2 separate regions of the Homo sapiens genome follow, and region 2 is linked to region 1. Evidence: read pairs that join two places in POLR2A ChIA-PET (ENCODE). Cell type or tissue: Panc1. All regions are shown on one strand. Each heading gives the region's core, and the rest is flanking DNA. Links, peaks and the distances in the headings are about the cores only. Region 1 overlaps STK32B (serine/threonine kinase 32B). Region 2 overlaps STK32B (serine/threonine kinase 32B).

Region 1 (11,044 bases), core at 1,855-9,854:
AGAGAAAAATAACCTTTAGAGGAATCTCACAGGTTCAAACCCTGGCTCTAACCAGGTACCCCATCTGGGATCCTAAGCAAGGCTTTTAAACAGACTGAATATTCAGAATCCGTTTGTATTAACAAGAAGAAATTAGTAATTATATCTACCCAATAGGATTGCTTTGAGAATTAAATGATTCTGATTATGTTAATTACCCAGCTCCAAGACTGATGAATGGCTGGCACTCAGGAAACATCCCCCTATTACTTCTACCCTGGGAGGAACTGCTGGAAAGCCTGTGTCCTTCCCAATTTAGCATCTTCAAGCACTAGAGGCAGGCACTGAGAGCAGAGGCTGGATCACACCTGCTTGCTGACCATTAGCAAGTAAGGCCAATGGGCTTCATGAGCAGAGATGGGTTCCCATCCACACTCTGTGCTTCTTGGTGTTGTGATTTGGGCTAAGTCACTTAACTTCATCTGAGCCCTGGCTTCCTCATTCACAAAAGAAGGTTTATCAGGCCCACCTGCAGGGTCATGTGAGATTACATGAGAAAATGTAATCAGGGCATAGGCGGTGTCTGGCACACAGGAGATGTGCGGATTATTGTGCAAATAAGTAAATACACACACAACGATGATTCCACAAGACAGGTAGATGCAGGTAAAGCTCTGCTGACTTAGGTTTAGAGGAGCAGGGGAGAATTTCAGGGGGAGAAGACATTGAAGTTCGGTCACATATGAATGGCTGGAAGGAATAATGTGAGCGCAGGTAGAGAAGTGGAAGCTAGGGCTGATTCAACAAACATTTTGGCCTACCCACCTGTCAGAAGGATAGTGAGGGGACAGTCTATAAAGGACCTGAGGCCAGCTGGAGGCATTTGGCTTTACTCTGTAGGTAATGTGGTACTATCCATGGTACCTAAGCAGAGAAGTGACAGCACAGTGGTCATATTATACATAGAACCACATATGTCTGGGTTCAAATCCTGACTTTGCCACCTAGACTCTCAATGGTCTTCAGTGAGCCTGTTTCTTATCTATAAAATGGGGAGAACAGTAGTACAGGCCCGTGGTACAGGTTTCTCCACCTCGGCACTATGGACATTTGAGGCCAGATGATTTTTTGTGGTGCGGGACTGTCCTGTGCATTGTTAGGATGTCCAGCAATATCACTGGCCTCCACCCATCAGATGCCAGCAGAACTCCCCACCCAGTTATGACAATCCAAAATGACTCCAAACATTGCCACATATCCCCTGGGGGACAGTTGTCCCTGATTGAGAACCACTGCCATAGAACAACCAGGAGGACTAAGTGGGATCCTGCAGGTGAGGCCATTAGCACAATGCATTGCACCCCCATGGAGTGGGATTTCAAGGAACCCTCGCCCCTTTCACATCACCTAGGACTTCTACCCTGGGAGGACCTGCTTGAAAGCCTGCATCCTTCCCACTTTAGCACCCTTCAACCACTAGAGACAGGCACGGAGAGCAGAGGCTGGATCATACCTGTTTGCTGACCATTAGCATGTAAGGCCTATGGGCTTCATGAGCAGAGATGTGTTCCCATCCACATTCTGTGCTTCTTGGTGCCCACTCCATGGGGACATGAGGACTTTACCCTCTTTGCTCACCCATCAACCACCTCCCTGACCTGGTGTTAGCCTTGCCTTTGACCCCAGTCAGCACTTCTCCTTAGGAATGGGTAGACAGAGAAGGTTGAGGGTACAGAGAGGCCAGCGAGTGGAGGGAGGTTGCCCAGAGCTCCGCCGAGAGGTGAGAGAGCGGCACTGAGTACCGCTGGATGTACAAGGCGTGGGTGGGCTGAACCTGGAGAAACAGGACCAGGTAACCTCACCAAGGGAGCCAGTAGAGCACTGTGCCAGGAGTCACAAGCCTGGGAGGTAATGGAGTCTGTGATCTCCATTCAAAGGAGGAGGAAGGACCTTTGTGAATTGTTCAGTGTTTTCAAGCTGTGCTTCTCAGACTCTAGGACCCTGCAGAGATGATTCAACGGTTCCAGGGGCAGGGAAAGTGTTTCTCTGGGGTTTGGAGGTTTAAATTGCCTAAGGAACTGTTTTTCACTTTCATCTGTTCTGTGTTTGGGATTTTGAGTAAAAAGATTTTGGGAAAAAAAAATTGGATTAGATGGTCTCCAAGGCCCAGCTCAACTTTAACAGTGAAAATGACAGACATCCGGCAATTCTTTTCCTCTGTCTTCTATTTTTTGGTAAATTGGCAAAATTTTTTTTAGAAACCGAGTTTCCTGGAATAGAGACATACCCACACTCCATAATAAGTATATCCAATGTCCCACTGCTAAAATTGCTTTTACCAGCAGTACATGGAATTACTTTACCTTATAAATACCACCTGGTATTCTGACACAGCATATCCTAAGGCCAGCGAGTGAGAGAACTCAGCATCAGTACAAGCAGACAGGATATTGATCTTAATATTTGCCAGTCATCTTATAAAAGAACCTACGTTTCTCTACAACCACTCAAACAGATGACGGCTGAACCTGGTGCCTAAAGCTGTGGAACTTGTTTTAGTCATCATGTTCCGAACTCATTTCTAAATGTATTTCCTGCACTGGCTTCCTAGTGCATTGGAGTTATTATTATCATCATTGTTTTTGTAATTGGTCCGGTTGCCTCCAGAAGGAGAGAGAATTACAGAGATTAGGGAGAGAGAGAGAGAGAGAGAGTAGCTCATGTGGAGGTCCAGTGGAATAGCAGAATTGATGAGCACCTTGAATGACCAATAAGGAAACAGGGAATGAAATGTAAATGATAAGAAAACATTTACATTTGTTTCTGGCTGGTGTTCAAGTTGGGTGCTTGGATTCTGGGTCTCTGGTGGCAATGCAGAAAGACCAGGGGATGAGAATCGGGGACATTGGGAAAGTCTCTTTTCATCTCCCAGCCTCAGTTTCCTGACGTTTGAAATGAGGGATGAAGTGCCCCATCATTGTCCAGGGTCTTTGCACCTCCTTTTCAGGGTAGGGGTGGGACTGTTTTGGGCAGAACTGTTTATTGAAAAGCAAAAAAGACAGGAAGGAGCAATTATAAATAGTCCAAAACGGCTGGGTGCAGTGGCTTACGTCTGTAATCCCAGCACTCTGGGAGGCTGAGACGGGCAGATCACCTGAGGTGAGGAGTTCGAGACCAACCTGGCCAACATGGTAAAACCCGGTCTCTACTAAAAATAAAAAAGATTAGTGGGGCATGGTGACGCGTGCCTGTAATCCCAGCTACTTGGGAGACTGAGGCAGGAGAATCGCTTGAACCTGGCAGGTGGAGGTTGCAGTGAGCCGAGATCATACCATTGCACTCCAGTCTAGGCGACAAGAGTGAAACTCCATCTAAAAAAAAAGAAGTCCAAAACTGAACTCAGCCCCAGCTCATCTCCCAGTGGTAGCCCTGAGCTCTGGGTCTCCTGTCCCTGCCCCTGTGGAAATTATAGAGAACTGCCCTTCCGCAAACATGCCCAGCAGCCCCATAGATTCCCTCCCCAGCACTCATTCCACCCCCGACCTCTCTTTATTGCCCATCTCTCTCCAAGACAGTGAGCTCAGTGCAGGAGGGACCATGTCTGTCCCGCTCATGCCGGGCCCCATCTACAGAGGTCACCAGTTCATCACAGGAGCAGAGTCAAAGTCAGCCACCTCCTGGAGTGAGAGCTCTGTAGGGCTGCTGTTCATTACCTGTGATGGCCGTAACTAAGATCCACACACTGGGTGGCTTAAACAGAAATTATTCTCTCACAGTTCTGAAGGCCAGAAGTCTGAGATGAAGTGGTTGGCAGGGCTTGTTCCTCCTGAGGCTGAGGGAAGGACCTATTCCAGGCCTCTCTGCTTGGCTTGTGGATGGCTGTCTTGTTCACATCGTCTTTCCTCTATGTGTCTTTCTGTGCCATAAAGTCCCCCTTTTATACGGACTCAGGTCACGTAGAATTAGGACCAACTCTAATGACTCGATTGGATTACTTCTAGAAAGAGCCTATGTCCAAATAAGGTCACATTCTGAGGTCCTGGGGGCTAGGACTTTAGCATATGAATTTGGGGGACACAATTTCCCCTGTAGCAGCAGTGGTCAGAGGTGAGCCTTGGCAATTCACACTGCCTGGCCTTTCACCTCAGTGCCCAGCTCCAGGATATAGTGCCTCGGTTTTGTCTTCTGTGAAATGGTCATGTTAACAGTCACCAGCTCATAAAGATTCTATGAGCTTTGTGTCACGTAAGGGGCATTTTCAGTTAAGATCGGCTCTCATCATTCTAACTATGGTAGTTGTTTCTGGTGAAGTGCGAAGGGATCTCACACACGCAATGATGGGCAGAAAATGCTCGTTCATGGAAGTAACTTTCCCATTAGATTAAAAAAAATTGAAGAAAGATTTTTTAAGTGTTAGTGTATCAAGTTAACTAGACTTTCTAGAGAGCCCACGGGTTTTGGTTTTGCTCTGCCTATTATACGGTGAAATGGACAGGTCCTCACTCAATTAACAGATAAGAGAGAAGGTGCCACTCAGGAAAAAAAGCTCCCTTCTGGGTGTGCACATCTGAGGGGGCAGAGGCGCACCCCTGAGGGCCAACATCTTCTCCAGGGCCTCCTGTTTGGTAAAGATAAAGGTGTCCCTTCACTCCAGGGAACTGTAGCCCTACCAAGGATCGGGACCCCTCGCCCCTTTGGGCGGGCGCCTTCTGTCTGCAGCAGCCCTGTGGGAATTGCCGTTCCATGAGGTTGGAGCCAGGACCTTAAGTGCCGCAGTGTTACCCACACAACATGTAGGCTCGATCACGTGGTGGTGACAGTCCAATGACCACAACCTGGGAGGGTGGCCAGTAAGGTCAGTGCAAGCGGATCATGCTTCTACATATGCCGCATGCATAGGAAATCAGCTCCTCCCCTGGCGGGGTTTTCAGCATGGAGATAAGGGGAGTTCATTCCCAACTCTGGCATCTCCAGATCCTACTGGTTTGCAGGGCTGGGCTTCTTGGAACTTTTCCGAAGCAAGAACTCAAGGTGCAGCCAGTACAAGTGAGTGTTTTTTCACAGTGTGTACCTGGAAACCCCAAACCCAGGGACCAAGGTGGCAGTGGGATCCCAGTATGGCGTCTGACTCAGGGTCAGCGTTCGCTCAGCACCTGCGGAGGGACTGAGACGTTCACTGTCGCCATGCTCTGGGACCCTGCTCGATGACAGACACTACTGGGGCCCCGAGAACACAGAAATGAGCGTGGTCAAATTCCCCCTTTGAGCAGCCCACAGCTTCGTGGAGGAGACAGACAGCACTAATTTTACTGGCACATATTAATGGCAGTCAACTTCATATGGGTTAATCACGAATTCATCGCTCAGATTTCTCCAGGATCAGTTTGTTGTACCACCACACGTGCCAGGGAAACTGTTGTTTTTGTCATCCCAAGACATGTGGCCATGATACCAACCTGAAAACATCTTGGACCGCAGTTCAGCTGGAGAGGCTCTGGGAGATAATGTTCATGGGGGTTGGGGCAGGGGGAGCGGGGACCGGGAGTGCACTGCTGCTCAGAAGCACTCCAAGCCTTGTCCCCAGGGTCACAGTCAAGAAAATCTTCCCAAGCTTTGAGAGGGGCTTAGAAGCAAGAAACTGCACATGGCAATGTTGAGAAAACATGGTCAGGAGGCTTCATTTTCTACCAAGTTCAGAAACTGGGGGAGAGCAGAGCTTACACATCCTCACTGTAGGGAGGGGAGGACAGGTGAGAAGTCAGGGGACGAGGCTGGGGTCCTCCCATCCCTCAGCCCAACCACACCCAGACACTGGCCATCTCAGCTCTGTCCACCCCATGGGCCAGTTCGGCCCGGACAGGGAAAGTGGCGGCCAAGGCCCAGCAAGTGGGGGCTATGACTGGAGGTGTCCGTGGGTGCCTGGTGGACGGCAAGAGTCAGCCCGCAAGCCTGTGACTGGAGCAGGGACTCTGGTGTTAAGCTGCTGACAGTGAGTCCTGCCTCTGGCATTTGTGGGCTGTGTGACCTCGGTGAGCCACCCCTAACATGCTGTGGCCACAGCAGCAGCACCCACCTGCCAGGTCCTGCACTGCCCCCTGGGCCTGGTTACTGTTGGCACTTGGGTTCGGGCCACCTGCTCTGCCGTGAAAGAGAAGCACCCACTGTTACTTGAAGAGGAAGAATAAACCATCCCTCATAATCATACAATCTTAAAATGCGGACGGTGCCTTCCAATGGCTCTCTCTCTGATTCTGGCTGTTGTTCTTTGATTGCAGAGGCCGTACGAAATCCACTCGGTCACGCCCATCGATGAAATCCTCAACATGTTCAAGGTGGAGCGTGTCCACTACTCCTCCACGTGGTGCAAGGGGATGGTGGCCCTGCTGAGGAAGGTAAGGGGGCAGCTTCCAGCCTGCCCCGCCAGGGAGCTACGGTGAGTGTAGAAACAGCCATATCAGCAAACGAAGGGGTGAGAATACAAATGGCATACTCGGGGTAGAGATGATCAAATCAGCTGCGCTCAAATGCCAAATGCCGTGGAATAAACGCTGTTATGGGGGTGCGTGCAGATCAGCACACCTCGGAGGACTGTGGCGGCTCTGACCGCAAGCCCCTAGGCTCTTGTCACTCTGCTACGAGCTCCTAATAAACGGAAATAATGCATGTGGGGTTTTTTTTTTCTTTTTTTTTTTTTTTTTTTAATATACGGAGTCTCACTCTGTCGCCCAGGCTGGAGTGCAGTGGCGCAGTCTCGACTCACTGCAAGCTCCGCCTCCCGGGTTCACGCCATTTTCCTGCCTCAGCCTCCTGAGTAGCTGGGACTACAGGCACCCGCCAACACGCCCGGCTAATTTTTTGTATTTTTAGTAGAGACGGGGTTTCACCATGTTAGCCAGGATGGTCTCAATCTCCTGACCTTGTGATCCGCCAGCCTCGGCCTCCCAAAGTGCTGGGATTACAGGCGTGAGCCACCGTGCCCAGCCTGCATGTGGGTTTTTTAAATCTGCTGCACATGGTCTTTTCACTCAATGACCTTTAAGAAATTGGGTATCTCGGCTGGGCGCAGTGTCTCACGCCTGTAATTCCAGCACTTTGGGAGGCTGAGGTGGGTGGATCACATGAGGTCAGGAGTTCGAGACCAGCCTGGCCAGCATGGAGAAACCCCGTCTCTCTAAAAATACAAAAGTAGCCACCTACAAAAGTAGGTGGCACATGCCTGTAATCCCAGCTACTTGGAGGCTGAGGCAGGTGAATCACTTGAACCTGGGAGGTGGAGGTTGTGGTGAGCCAAGATCGCACCATTGCACTCCAGCCTGGGCAACAAGAGCAAAACTCTGAAAGAAGCGAGGCGAGGCGGAAGGGAGGGAGGGAGGGATGGAGGGAGAGAGGAAGGAAGGAGGGAGGGAGGGAAGGAAGGAAGGAAGGAAGGAAAGGAAAGAAGGAAGGAAGGAAGGAATCAATCTCCTTGACTTTCTGCAGGAACTGTTGCTATTAGACTAAAGCAGTGGTTCCCAAGGTATGGGCCTAGGACCAGCCAGCATCAGTGTCATGTGGGAGCCTGTTAGAAACGCACATCCTCAGGCTCCACCCAGACCTGAATCAGACACCTGGGGTGGGCCCCACTGTCTGTGTCTCCATGAGCTCTCCAGGTGGTTCTGGTGTGCACTCCAGTCCGACATGGGCGGGAGATCTTGGTGCCCTGCCTTTAAGGCTCCCTTCACATCCTCCACGATGCATGGAGCTGAGTCTTGCATGGAGCTGAGTCTTGTGTGAGGTTGGCACCCAGTTGTTTTTAAAGGAATGATGACAATAGCAGCCAGCACTGTTTAGGGTCCTGCGTTCTGGGCCATACGATGGCTCTTCTCCCTTACTCCTCCCAAGCCCTGTGAGCAGGGAAAGTGTCACTATCCCAGTACCAGAGATGAGAAAGCTGAGGCATAGGAAACCAAAATCATTCAACCAATGCCACAGAGCTATTAAAAGGCAGAAGCAGGATTTTGATCCAAACTCTCCTAACTTCAGGTCCCAGCTTTTAATCCCTACATGGCTATAATGGCTTGTTGAATTATTAATCTGTTAAATTACTTTAAAGGAAATCCACCACCTGGTTCTTGAGAGCTTGTTTGGAGGCTCTAGCAGGGCAGCACAGCTACTCATATACCCTTGACCGAAGACCGATCCTCCTCTATTGGGGATGGTCATCCTCTTTGACTGGGTGCACAGCTTTCGGAGGGATGCACATGGAGTCGTGAGAGAGCAAGGGGACACCTGCCTAGCCAGCCAGATTAGCCGAAGCAACCCTGGCAATCAATGGCATGACAGGTGTCGCAGCCAGATCACTCTCGCATCCCGTCACCTGGTTCTTATAAGTCAGTGTCTCTTAACCCTGACTGCTCATTAGAACCATGTGGAAGCCTTACATACCACCAATGCCTGCACCTCCCAGCCCACCCAAGTGACTCAGAATCTGGCCCTCAGGTCTGGACATCAGCATGTTTTCAGAACAGCTGCCCTGAACAGTGAACTTCCACATGGTATTGAAGTGGAACCTGCTTAAGTTGGCACCCACTGTTTTGGGACAGCCCCTAAAGAGTGGCAGCCATGATCAGCAGATGCAACCCCTGCTAGCTATCCCTGTGGGCTGTGACTGCAGCCACTCAATGGGCATAGGTGGGAGATTTCTGCAGTGACAGGTGTGTGTGAACTGGCAGGGGGCTCTGACTTCCAGCTCCACCTGTGGACCCTGGTGTGCCCCCCCCCCCCACCTTTCTAAGTATGTGCCAGGTCCTTACCAGTCCCATTTGGTCTCATCCTACCATGAGCTGGAAGTGGAGAAGTCTCCATTATTCCCCCTGCTTTCAGGGAGGCAATGAGCCCAGGGCACCCAGCAGCTCGCCCAAGGTCACAGCTGTTAAATGACAGTCCCGGGGCCAGGCCTCTGTCTTTTCATTCTTGGCCCCTGTGCCTTTTCAGTAGATAAGCTACAGGGTTTTGGCAAGTTGGGAGGCCCGCTGGGATGCCAGGTCATAGTCTTCAGCTGTTCTTATGCTACCTCACTCCTTATTAGCTGAAACTCAATTAGAAGAGAAGCTAAAAAGTGTCCCCTTGGCTACAAATGAGGCCACTTCATTAGGTCACAGAGATCACCTCGTAGCTGTCCAGGTATAAATTTTATTACAATTTGGTGCCTCCCATTACCAAGTTGGAAATCCTAAGATGAGGCAGCTAATTCTTTCTATTTGTAATTGGATGCTTCTCCAGACATCAGAGAGGCAGCCTGTTACAGGCTCCAGTCCCAGAAAGAAACATGGGGGCTGAAAGTCTGGTCCCTGCCCTAACAGTCCCTCACTGGATGACCTTGCAGAAGCAGCCTGACCTCTCAGTTTCTCCCTGGCTATAAAGAGATGAGTGCAGATGGCGCTTCCAACAACAGTGACCCAGACGGGGCACAACATCAATAGAGCGTGAAGAGCAGAGGCACATTAATTGCCCTGAGACCCCCTCCTTCAGAGTCCCCGCTAACCTTGAGGGATGCCCAATTCATGGAAACTCATTTGCCCTCTAACTGCAGCTCCTGACCAAGGATCCTGAGAGCCGCGTGTCCAGCCTTCATGACATACAGAGCGTGCCCTACTTGGCCGACATGAACTGGGACGCGGTGTTCAAGAAGGCACTGATGCCCGGCTTTGTGCCCAATGTGAGTGGAAGTCCCACCTGATGTCATGCCACCCCTCTGCAGGGTCCCCGCCTTGGTGCAAAGCAAGACTTTGGCAGCTGGCTAGTGAGCCCTCTGCTGGCCACTTCCACCTGAGCACCAAGGGCTTATGTCTTGCTGGAATTCAGGGTGAACTTGGGCCTGATTTCCAGGGTCCCAGCCGTACAGCTTCCCTCCTTGTGGTAGGTCCTTTGGGGGTGCCAAGCCTTCTCTCTGTCACTGAATCCCACCTCCAGGTGCTCAGGTCCAGGTGTGGGGATAGCAGGCTGATCTACCCTTCTGCCTCCACAGAGCTGACTGCCGAGTAGAGGAAGACAGGCAATGACCTACCCCGACAGGGCAGTCAGCACTTGTTGCACAAGCTCGGAAGAGGGAGAGGTGGGATGGGAGGGGCAGAGGCAGGGGCTTCTTTTAGGAAGGGTCGGCAGAGACCTAGAGGTAAAGTGAGGGAACCAGGACTGCAGGGATGGGCACTGAGCCTTCCAGGCAAAGGGATCGACAAGATCACACTCTTGAAGGCAGCAGAAAGCCTGGGTTTCAAAGAACAATTTTATAGCATTTAAGGGAATAAACCAGAGGGAATATAATAGGAAATGGGGCCAGGAGGGAACACATGCCACACCAAAAAGGCTTCCAGAGGCCACGGTCAAAGTTTTAGGTTTTGTCCCCCAGAAACTGGAGTGTTTAAGGCAGGGAAGTGAAAGCATTGGATTTACATTTTAAAGGAGGGTTCTGGCAGGAGCTGGAGGCTCCTGGGTCCTCCAGGACAGACGCTGAAAGTTTGGACCTGCCTGGAAGCCTCCTGTGGTCCCTTCCTGTTGAGCAGTTGCATTTCTCCTAGAGGGAATTGCAGAGAGCACCTGAGGAATAGTGACAATTGGGATGGAAATCCTGGGTGACATTCCAGTTCAGCCACCTCTGCCATCTGTGACCTAGGAGAGCACACCCCACCCGCTCACCTGTCCTTGCCCTGCCCGGTAGCAGTGGTGTGAGCAGGAAAGAGACAACATTTGCTCTTTGTTGTTGCCTGTTCCAGCCCCGTATTATGTGAATGGAGGTGGAGACTCCAGCCTGGAAGGCAAGAGATTTCTAGGCTGGTTCCTGGGGAGCCTCAGACGTCCCTGGCTAGTGTTTCATGTCAGATTATTTTAAAGACTTCCGTCACTCCTTTTGGTGCAAAAATAATGTCTCCCCACATCAGTTTCTCCAAGAGTGCCAGGCTTCCAGACCTTTTTCACAAACCGTGGTAGCAGCGCACACGCACGTTTCTGAACACAGACCCTCCCCAGCCTGCCCAGTGTTCACCACTGAATCCAACCGAAGCCAAGCCTGGCTGATGCTCATCTGTTC
Region 2 (11,044 bases), core at 1,949-9,948, 73 kb before region 1:
AGGCACAGCAAAGAGTCTCAAATTAAAAATAACAGCAAAAGGGGTGAAATATTAAGAACTTACCTTCAAAGGGATTAGCTTCCCACATTGTGTTCCAGGCTGGCAGATGGTTAGAGAAATGGTTCCCAATTTCAGATTCAGGAAACTCTTTCTCCATGTCTGTCTTATCACAACACCTATAAGCGCCTTCTTACTCTTTTTGTCAATTCTTTTTCTTTCACTTAATGCACTTATTTTAAAGGAGGACTTTATATCAGTATCCTCAGTGGCAAACCAATCTCACCTGCTTTCCACAAAAGATATCCAGTGATATGGTTCGCCTCTATGTCCCGACCCCAATCTCATCTCAAATTGTCATCCCCATAATCCCCACGTGTCAAGGGAGGACCCAGGTAGGAGGTGATTGGATCATGGGGGTGTCTTCTCCCATGTTGTTCTGGTGATAGTGAGTGAGGTCTCATGGGATCTGATGGTTTTATAAGGCAGTTTTCTTTGCTCTTGCTCACTCTCTCTTGCCAGCCACCATGTAAGACATGCCTCTTCCCCATCTGCCATGATTGTCAGTTTCCTGAGGCTTCCTCAGCCATTTGGAGCTGTGAGTCAATTAAACCTCTCTTCTTTATGAATTACCCAGTCTCTGGTATGTCTTCATAGCAGTGTGAAAATGGACTAATACAACCATAAAAAATAAATAAAAACAAAATAGTAGTACCAAATTCTGGTTAGACTGGGTGCCCACCAAGGATTTGAGATGGATTCTACTCTCGCTTTGTATTAAAAAGGGTAGTGGGAATTAGCAAATGTTACTGAGATGTTAAAGACGTAATAGTACCAAGTTGAGACATTCTTCCTGACATAATTAGGAAAATTAAAAAGAACTGAAAAAGGAGTAACTGCCTCCCCGTCTGTCTGAGTGTTCATTCATGTCCAGTCCAGTAGCGCCCACTGGTGACAGCAGGCACTTTATGAAAGACAGACGTTAGAGGGGAGGGAAGACAGGCAAGGAGGGAACTGATGAGCGGGGACAAGGATGACAGTCCATGGTAACGGTTTTCACACTTGAGGCTGCAGATCCATCACTTGGATCTGCAAAAGGCAGACCAGTAGCCAAGCTCCTAGAGATTCTGAAGCCCTGTGCCTGGGTCGTAGCCCTGGACTTTGCATTTTATTTTATTTTTTTCCTTTATGACGTGAGTTAAATCATTTACAATTATCATGATTCCTGATACATTTGAACTTGTTTATTTCTAATTCCTATGCCCTTTATCTTTCTGTTTTCTTCTTTTTTTGCATTCTATAGTATTGATAGGGTTTGTTATGCCCTTTGTCTTCTCCACTGGTTTGGAAGCCCTTTTTTTCTAATTTTTATGGGTACATAGTAGGTGTGTATATGTATGGGGTACATGAGATGTTTTGATACAGACATGCAGTGTGAAATAAGCACATCGTGGAGAATGGACTCTGCATTTTAGTCAGCACACCTGCTGCTGGTTGGTGGAAATGTCTTTGAGAAACGCTGGCTGGGTAGATGAGTTTGTGACGGGGAGGGTTTCTTGGAGCCCCATCCCGAAGACTCGGGCTTCACTGCTGACTGGGGCTTGTGATCCTGGCACGCTGCTGCCATCCTTGCAGCATTAAAGGCGTCATCTGCAAAAGGGGTGACAATTCTACCCTGCCTCTGTGAGACCCCAGGAGATGGCTGACAAAAAGCTCTGTGGAGAGAGGTCAGGCCCTGGCTGTGCTGATGGTGAGCTCTGAAAGAGATTCCAGGGTCAACACTAAGGTCAGGGAGAAGGGAGCACCAAGGAGAGAAATCCCAGAATTTAGCCCTGAATGAGGCTGCCCCCTCCCTACCTGTTGGTCAGTGATAATGATGAGGTTGGTAGTAGCGAATGACTGGGCATCTACTGTATTCCTTAGGAGACTGTCGGCGGAGCTGGACTGGAACCCAGGTCTCCAAAGCCCGTGGCATCGGCCTTTGTGCTACCCCTGGCTGCCCTTCCCCACATTGCCTTTCTTTCCAGAACTTTCACCAGGGCCCCCTTGTATCCAGCACATGGCCCACACTCTCCAGCAGCCTTGTCTCTGTGCTGACTGCGTGCTCCCCTCCTTGATTTCAGGAAACACAGCTCCTCCCGGGCTCTCTATTCCCCAGGAGGTGTCCAGAGCAGGAGGCTCCCCCACTCTGGTACCCTACGGTCCATGGGATTCCCATCTCTCCACATAAAAGTCCTGTGAGAGAGTGCTATGGGATGGATTGTGCCCACCACCCCCAATTCATACATTGAAGCCCTAACCCCCAGTACCCCAGAATGTGATTGCATTTGGAGATAGGTCTTTACAGAGGTTATTAAGTTAAAGTGAGGTCATTAGGATGGGCCCTAATACATAAAATATGCCTGGTGTCCTTACGACAAGAGGCCATTAGAACACAGACACACACAAAGGGAAGACTGTGGGAGGACGCAAGGCAAAGATGGCCACCTGCAAGTCAAGGAAAAGGGCCTCAGAAGGAACCAACCCTGCCAACACCTTGATCATGGACTTTTGGACTCTAGAATGGTGAGAAAGAAAAGTCTGTTGTTTAAGCCCCCGGTTCGTGGTGTTTTGATATAGCAGCATTCTGTTCTTCTCCTGCTGCACTTGATAAAACTTTGGGATCACCTTGCTTTGGGATCACCTTAGCGATGACTGCCAAGCTGGGAACAGTTCAGAGCAGCTTAAGGCTATGGCACTGTGACTCCCAGGGCTGCAGCTGTAGCTACCACCGTCAGAGACAGGCCCTGAGGAAAACCACTGCCTCGATCACGGGGCTATGCTCACTGTGCAGAGCATCTCCCCAGCCCACTGCTTGCTTCTCAGGGGCAATTTGAATATGTTTATTATTCTGGTGAAGCCGCTCCTAACCAGACCCATCCTGCAGCTGGCTGTAAGCTATTTCATTATCTCTTCACTTAGCAGATAAAAAAGAAAATGGAACTGAACATGCTATGTCAGAGCAACCCCATCCCCATGGCCACGCACACCCTGATCTATTTAATCCAGGCCCTCGCTTCCCTCCCAGCCCTCCTCCCGAATCTCTCCAACGCTACCCAAGAGAATGCAAAAGGCCAGGCTTCTGCATTTAAAATTATACTATGAAATAGAAGAGCATTACTCTGAAGAGGTACAGGAATTTTCCTGATGCTATGTCTAATTTTGTGAACAGATATTTTGTTCACAGGACAAGAATCCTGTCCAAGCACCACACTAATGGGACCTTGAGCCAGCAACTTCTTGCTAAGCCCCTGATGGTGTGCAAAGCAGGAAGTGCAAGTCCCACCCCATAGGAGCAGCTGGGACTGAGTACCCATGACACGCAGATGCCTTTACCAGGGTGGCTGGTGGCACAAGGCCCCACATGAAGGAGGGTCCGTGTTTGATTTAATGCCCGGTACTTGCCATCGTGAAATCCTTAAAGCTTTGAACAAAGGGCCCTGCATTTTCTTTTTGCACTGGACTCCACCCATTTTGTAGCTGACACTGCTGTTACCTACAATCATGCAGTCCTTACAACAGCCTACAAGTAGAGCTTAGATCTTCATGGTGTGGTAAAGAAATTGAGACTCAGAGGAGGGAAGGCGCCTGTTCAAGGTCCTGCAGCTCATCATAGTTGTCAGTGCCAACGTCATCATTATCCTCTCCAGCAGCCCACCCGTCCTCCCAACTCTCTGGCCCACCGCCTGGGAAGCAATTTGCAGAGCAGTTACACAGTGTAAATGACCACGCTGATCATTTGTTTTCCTCCCATTCCTTGTCTTTCCCTACTGGAATGTAATCTCCATGCAAGTAAGAACTTGCCTGAGTTTCGTCCACTGTATTTTAAGTAGACAGTAGTGCCTGGCACACAGTAAGCTGTGAAAATGTGATAGAATGAATGGAAATAGATGATTTCCCAAGACTCCCTGGTTAGGAACTGTGCTGTGACCTTGGGTCCTTTATCTTCATTATTCTTTAGTTCTACACCTCAAGGAAGAACTGCTGTCCCTGTTTGATGGATGAGGAAGCTAGACTTAGAGCATTTAAGTCTCCAGGTCAGATTGTTAATAAGAGACAGAGCCAGGCTTAGAAACCAGGTCTCTCTGATGCTGTTGGAGGGAGCATTTTCTCATGGTATCTTCAGCTGAGCACCAACCAAGACAGCAGCTGCCCTCTCATCTGCAGCACTAACACAGTAACAATCCCCACAGCCCCAAGGGGCTTTCGATTGAATGAGATCATGCCCGTGCAGTAGCCAGTTCAGTGTGGCATGGAAAATGTGGTCAGCACATGCTAGGGGCTGGCCATCTTTGTCCCTCCACCATCCTATATGGGACTCTGTTTACTTCTTGCCTTCGCTACCCAGAGGTGTGGATTCAGGAAATAGCACATGGATTATTTGTAATACATTTCTTTTTCTGAAAGTGGCTCTGCCATATCTGCCCCCACCTTGCTCCCACCCTGTGTCCTTGGGGCCCTGTAAAGATGGTAATGGGTTCTGGAAGCAGCTGTCTGGGTTTTTAATCCTGGCTCTTCCATCACTTACTAGTTGAGTGTGGTAGTCAAGATTCTCCAGAGAAACAGAACCAACAGGATGTGTGCGTATGAAGGAGGGAGGGAAGGAAGGAGGGAAAGAGATTTATTTTAAGAAATTGGCTTATGCGATCATGGAGGTATAAGTTCAAAATCTGCAGACAGGCCAGCCAGCAGGAGACTCAGGAAAGAGCTGATGTTGCAGTTCAAATCCAAAGGCCATCTGCTGGCACGATTCCCCCTTGCTTGCGAGAGGCCAGTTTCTGTTCTGTTAAGGCCTCTGACTGGTTGGATGAGCCTGCCTGCATTATGGAGGGCAATGCGCTTTACTCAAAGTCAACTGACTTAAATGTTAATCTTACCCAAAAATACTCCCACTGAAACATGCAGAAGAATGTTTGCACAAATATCTGGGTACTGTGGCCCTGTCAACGTTAACTCATAAAGTTAACCATCCCGCTGGTGACCCTGGGAAAGTCACTCAAATTCCTTGAGCATAAGACTCCTTAGCTATAAAATAAACAAAATGAGTCAGCATATCCTACACCACAGAAAACTGCTATGAGAATCAAATGAAATAATACATGTAAAGTGCTGTGAACGGTGCCGGATAATACAGCCACAATGTCGCCTTGGGGTCATCTGCATTCCTCCAAGGGCAATTGGCTCCTTCCCTCTCATCTGTGTCCTCCTTCCCCTTGGGTGGCAGGAATGCAGGGAGATGTGAAAAGGTCCCCTGGTCCCTCTCTGTGGTCAGGGGTCCCGCTCTGTGGTCTTCCTAAAGAGCAAAATTCCCAAGAGTTCTCAGTAAAAAGACCCCAGCTTTTATTCCCAGTCTCAGTTTTACTGCTTTCTGTAAGACTCTGTCTGGTATTTCTCTTCTCCCGAGCAAGGTTTTCTTATTTGGAAATTGATCATGTTTAAATGTTTGATGTATTCATTAAGCTTTCACCATATGCCAAGCCTGGACTCATTCTTTTTTATGCAACATTGCATTTAATTCTCACAACAGCCGTTACAGACAGACATGATTAGCTCACTTTACAGATGAGGAAACTGAGGCTCAGAGAGGTCAGGAACCTGGGGCTATTGCTTCATACAGAGTTAAGGTCCCTTCCAGTGTCAACAGCCAGGGCTCTCTGACTCTTATGCGTTTTGGCAGCATGTCCCCTTGGAGGATACTCACAGAGAGATTGGGCCCTAAAAATAGCAATTCTTAAAATATTAATTCACCGGAAAGGTCTCCACGTCGACTCTGCTTTCAAACCAGGGCTCCCACATTTCTAGTAAAATCAGGAAAGAGAAATCTCTGGTTTTGTGGGGCCACCCTGGGCCCTGCAGTCAGCCGTGGGTAGGTGAGTGTGGGTGTCCGGGCCTGGAGGGTGCGTATTTTTCAGCTGATCTGTGCCCACCGCGCCAGCTTGTCTGACTCCCACATACGTATTCATGCTGTGCCTCAAGAGGTGATGCTCCTGCCCTCCCCTGTCACACGAGGCAAACTGAACATGCCTGGCTCCTGGTTCCACCTACCCCTGGGACTCAACAGCTGTGACAGTCATCCCAACCGGCTCCCAGAGGAATCCGAGCTGACCACTGGAGCTTCATGTTTTAATGAGGCTATGCCTATGTGCCAGAGGTTGGCGACTAAGAATTCCAAACAAAATCCTCCCCTGAACGAGCCCAGGACTCGTAGCATCCCATTGTGAGCCAGCTCAGATGATCTTTCTTGCCCAGAAGCAGAGCAGGCCTCTCAATCCTCAGGAGGCATTGGAACTGCACAGGGGCTTATGGGAAATGGAGGTACCCAGCCCTGCCACAGAGGTGGAGGCTGTGACCAGCCTGGGGTGCTGCACTGGTAATAGGGACCCTTGTTTCTGAAACCACTAGGCAGTGGACTCACCCTGAAAAGACAGGTGATGAGGCATCAGCAGGGGCAGGGCCATCCTGAGTCCTGGACCTCTGGGGCTGTGTCTGATTCATCCATTCAACTATCCACGCAGCTCTTTACTGAATGTTTTTGTGTCAGACTCTGTTGTAAGTCCTTGTGATACAGCAGTGGGGGGATAAAGTCTCTGCTGTCATAGTTTTATATCCTAATGGGGAGAGAGACACAACACGTGGATACAGTGTCAGGCATGATAAGGGCATGGAGAGAAATGAAGGAGGGGAGGTGATAGGGAGCGCTGGGGAGCTGGGCGATCATCACAGGGAGAGAGGGAGGGGTCCTGTGCACATCTAGGGAATGGGCCTTCCAGGCCAGGTAACAGCAAGGCAGAGGCCATAGCGGGGGACAATGCTTGGCTCAGCAGACCAGTGCAGCCAGACGAAGTGAGTGGAAGGAGGATGGAGGGGGTAGGCCCAGCTCATCAGGGCCCTGGAAGCCTTTGAGAGTACCTGGGTTTTACTCTACGGAGAAGTCCCGAGAAGGGTGTGGGCAAAGGCTGACAGCTCTGCCCTGGTGAGCATGGGCTGGAGAGGAAAGGGAAGATGCAGGAACTCTGGAGGGGAAAATGCTCTGCAGGTAGAAGCAGCAGGGTTTGCTATTCAGGCAGATGTGGGGTGTGGACAGTGTAGTCAATGGTGACACCGAGACTTGGGGAGTAAAAGGTGCTGGAGGTTTGAAAAGAGAGAGAATGCCCTCTAAAATGGAGAATGAATGAACAAGGAGGATATCCCAGGGTTGGGGCAGGTCAAAGAACCCACAGAGACACTGTTAGGGATTGGGGATTTAGAGGGAAACTCAATTCCCTGGTTGTATTTTTCTGCAGCCACGTTCAGCTGGGTGGGCGCAGTGCGGAGTCATCAGGAAGTAGAAATTAACCAGGCTTTGGGTTCCGCCAGGTGAACAGTCAAGGGAGTCGAGGATGTGGGAAGGCGTGACTTCAGTGAGAGACCATGGAGTGTGGGCTGGGGAAGTCGGTGATGACCCTGATGGATAGCAAGGAGGTAAAAGGTGGGTGGATTGTGGGTGCCCGTGGGACTGAAGAATTGCAGGAAACAGAAGGAAGGGGCTGTGACGATTCCAGAGTGGGATGTTTGAGGAGACAGGAGAGGCCAGGTGTGGCCATGGAGTGAGTGGCGGAGGCAGGTGGAGATCGAGATCCTAGGAGAAAGAGGAGTCAAGAACTTAAGAGGCCAGATGCCCAGTCACACGGTTGTTGCCATCACCAAGGTCATTGCTGGAACTGTGTTGCAGATGGCAACAGTGACCAGGAGTGAAACCCTCGAGTCGTGGTGGGACTTTTCCGAGCGTCCACAGGTGACTGCAACAAGGAAGGAAGAGACGGGTGACGTGATGGCCCCAGCTCTAAAGATGGTAGGGGTTGGGTAGGAAGGAGCAAGGGTGAGGCTTTCCCTCCTGGCCAGAGCTAGAGGGAATGGGGGAGAAGAACAGGAGGGTTTAGATTAAGGCAAGAGGGTGGGGGAAATGTTTGAAGAGAGGGACCTGATGCTGACTGTGAATTCCGAGGGGACAGAAGAAGGTCTGGGTGTCAGGGCAGGTGAGGGAAGAAGTCAGATGGGGGGATGTGCCTGTGTTTAGGACAGGATTCCAGGAGACAAGAGTGGCTTCGAAGCCCCGTGCCCATGTAAAGGGATAAAGGGCATGGTCCCAAGGTGGGTGACCATGCTGAGGTTGTGAGTGTTGGAGGGAGGGGGGTTTTGGCGTTTGGCTGGGGGTTCTGGCTCCCTCTGCTCCCACAAGTGGAGATGGCTACATCAGGAAAGGCAGTGTTTCCAGAGGCCAGGCATGCTCCGGCAAGATTACTAGGTTGGAATTTTATCACCTGGGAAATGAAATGACCACACTCCTCCCAGGGCTGCTGTGAAGACAGGTGTGGTGTGTAACCCTTCTCCTCTGCAAAGATCTCCAGGTCGTTTGTTGCACTTAGAGCAGAGATCTAAGGCTCCTGCACTCAGTCCATCCTCATGGAACCTACACAGCCTCCTGTGCTGCTCCACCTCTCCTGGCCTATGGCCCCCACACACACCCTCAACACACAGCCACAGCCACAGCCTCGCCCACAGTCCCACCCACAGCTCCACTTAAAGCCCCCACCCACAGCTCCACCTACAACCTCACCCACAGATCCACCCCTAGCTATACCCACATTCCCCACCCACAGCCCCACCCACAGCCCCCACTCACAGCTCCACCCACAGCCCCCACTCACAGCTCCACCCACAGCCCCCACCCATGGCCCCACCCACGGCTCCACTCACAGCCCCTACCCAGAGCCCCCACCCACACCCACAGCCCCACCCATAGCCCCTACCCAGATTTCCCATGCAGAGCTCCACCCACAGGCCCCACCCACAGCTCTTGGCCCACAGTTCCTGGCCTTTGTACTCCCTGGACTCTTCCCAGCCGTCTGTCTCTCACACAGCACCCTCACTCTCCCCCTCTATTTCCCTCAGCGTATCATATTATGCAGTTTTATCTTTGACTGTCTCTTGTTTTCTTAGCTCCTGGGTAAGCTCCAGAAGGCAGGTCTCAGTAAGTATATGTTGAATGCTGGAAAGAGCTCCCGGCTGGTGTGAGTCCAGAGCCCATGCATAGTGCAGGGTGGAAATGGTGGGCCAGAGGGAGGGGGAGTGGGAACCATGGTAGAAGCAGGAAAAGGTAATTCTTGATGGTCCAAGAGCACTGGCCATGGAGAAAGATTGATCCAGACCTGAGCCCAGTTTGAAGTGCACATATTTGTAATTTGACCTAGTAACTGAACATCTCTCAGCCTCATTGTCTTCATCTGTAAGGAGAGGGAGAAACACAATTATTTCTTAGATCCCTTTTGGCTCTAAAATACCTTTCCCAATGACCCAGATAAAATCCACACTGTCAAGTTTACAAGAGTCAGGAAAGCAAATTTCAAATCCCAGCTCTGGCACTAATTTCCCAGACAACTCGAAGGAAGTTACTTAACTCATCTAAACGTAGGTCCCCTCATCTGGAAAATGACCAGGTCGTTCCGGGTGGTGGCTGGACCCTCCATTGGGTCCAACTCTCGGATTCCAATAGAAGTCACGTGGATAGAGTCGGATTCAGCCTTGATACGAACTTGAGATCTTTCCCGCATTGTCCTCAGAAAGCTGGATGAGGAACATGAGGCCGTGGCCTGAGCGTCTTCACAGAAATAGGAAGCTCTCGAAGAGTCGCAGCATCTCACAGGCCCAGCCACTTGGAGCCCGCTGGGAAGGCTGGATCCAGGAGGAAAATGAGAGACCACGTGATCGTGGCAAGATGCACACTGCTGAACGTGAATGACATCAGACGAGAGCTGGGCGGTGGCCCCTGGGAAAGCTGGGGGTCACAATTAACTATGATTAACTGTCAGCAGGAAGCGCTCGAGGATCCCAGCCTGGACCAGGGCCTGAGCCCCAAGCCAGGACCTGACGCTGATTGGCCTTGTACGGAAGCCTGGGCCTCTCTGGTTGCCTCATGACAAATTTACAGACGGGATAATGCCACCAGTGTCTGTTGAACACCTGCTGGATGCTGGATGCTGTGCCAGGGCTGCAAATCTAGGAATGGGCCCTGATTCGATGGAACTCAGCACCTACTGGGAAGGACAAGCCTCAGTCAGATAATCACACAAGCACATATACCCTGTGCTCACTGCCAGGCCAGTGACATGCAGTGAGGTACAGGGAAAACTCAGACTGCAACCTGGTGCACCCAGGGCTTGAAGGAGGGCTTCTCAGAGAGAGTGATGCCCAAACTGAGAGGTGACGGGTGCAGAGGAGTTGACCAGGCAGAGATTGGGGCCTGGAGGAGGGCACTCCAGCCGTGCATGCAGACACAGGACCCTGGTGTATTTGAAGCATGCACAGGTCGGTCAAGCGACTCTGCCCCTAACATCTCTGCCCCACCCAGAGGATGGAAATGGAAGAGCACCAGATGGGCATCAGAGGAGCTGGCATGCTTCTGCCACTGTTTTGTTTTTTTATTCGTTTGTTTGTTTTGAGACAGAGTTTTCTTTTGTTACCCAGGCTGGAGTGCAATGGCACAACCTTGGCTCACCGCAACCTCCGCCTCCTGGGTTCAAGTGATTCTCCTGCCTCAGCCTCCCGAGTAGCCAGGATTACAGGCTCCTGCCACATGCCCGGCTAATTTTTGTATTTTTAGTAAAGACGGGGTTTCACCATGTTGGCCAGGCTGGTCTCAAACTCCTGACCTCAGGTGATCCCGCCCGCCTCAGCCTCCCAAAGTACTGGGATTAGAGGCATGAGCCACCACTCCCGGCCACTTCTGCCACTTTTTAACTATGACCATGGAGAAGTCGCTTCACCTCTCCAGGCTGCAGTTTCTTCATCCATCAAAAAGAAGATAATGCTGGGTCTCTAGGGCTGGCAGGTGGATTAAATAAATCACAGTATGGGAAGGGGCTTTGTGAACTGCAAAACTGCACAAATGTGACAAATGGTCATCATCATTTTGGCGTCCACTCCTCCATGTTTCTTTCTGCCACCTCCTTTTCCTTCTAAACTCCCTGCT

Evidence for each region. Peaks named below come from ENCODE experiments on the same cell type or tissue, not always from the same donor. Only the 100,000 strongest peaks of a DNase experiment are listed, where the experiment ranks them.
Region 2: POLR2A ChIA-PET joins it to region 1 with 5 read pairs; 3 of 35 experiments call an interaction of 5 or more read pairs at or near these places.

Annotation. Positions count from the first base shown.
Region 1 is chr4:5,450,553-5,461,596 of GRCh38, forward strand. It overlaps STK32B (serine/threonine kinase 32B), which reads left to right. Exons shown (of 12, transcript NM_018401.3): 8 at 6,255-6,371; 9 at 9,551-9,676. It also overlaps the pseudogene RN7SKP275. Among named protein-coding and RNA genes, the nearest start is that of LINC01587, 68 kb to the right of the region's middle. In Panc1, for the core only: a CTCF peak has its summit at 9,781 (motif pointing left); a DNase peak (open chromatin) is centred at 9,799.
Region 2 is chr4:5,377,251-5,388,294 of GRCh38, forward strand. All of the region lies in intron 4 of STK32B (serine/threonine kinase 32B), which reads left to right. Among named protein-coding and RNA genes, the nearest start is that of LINC01587, 140 kb to the right of the region's middle. In Panc1, for the core only: no CTCF peak of the experiment used is centred there; a DNase peak (open chromatin) is centred at 5,031.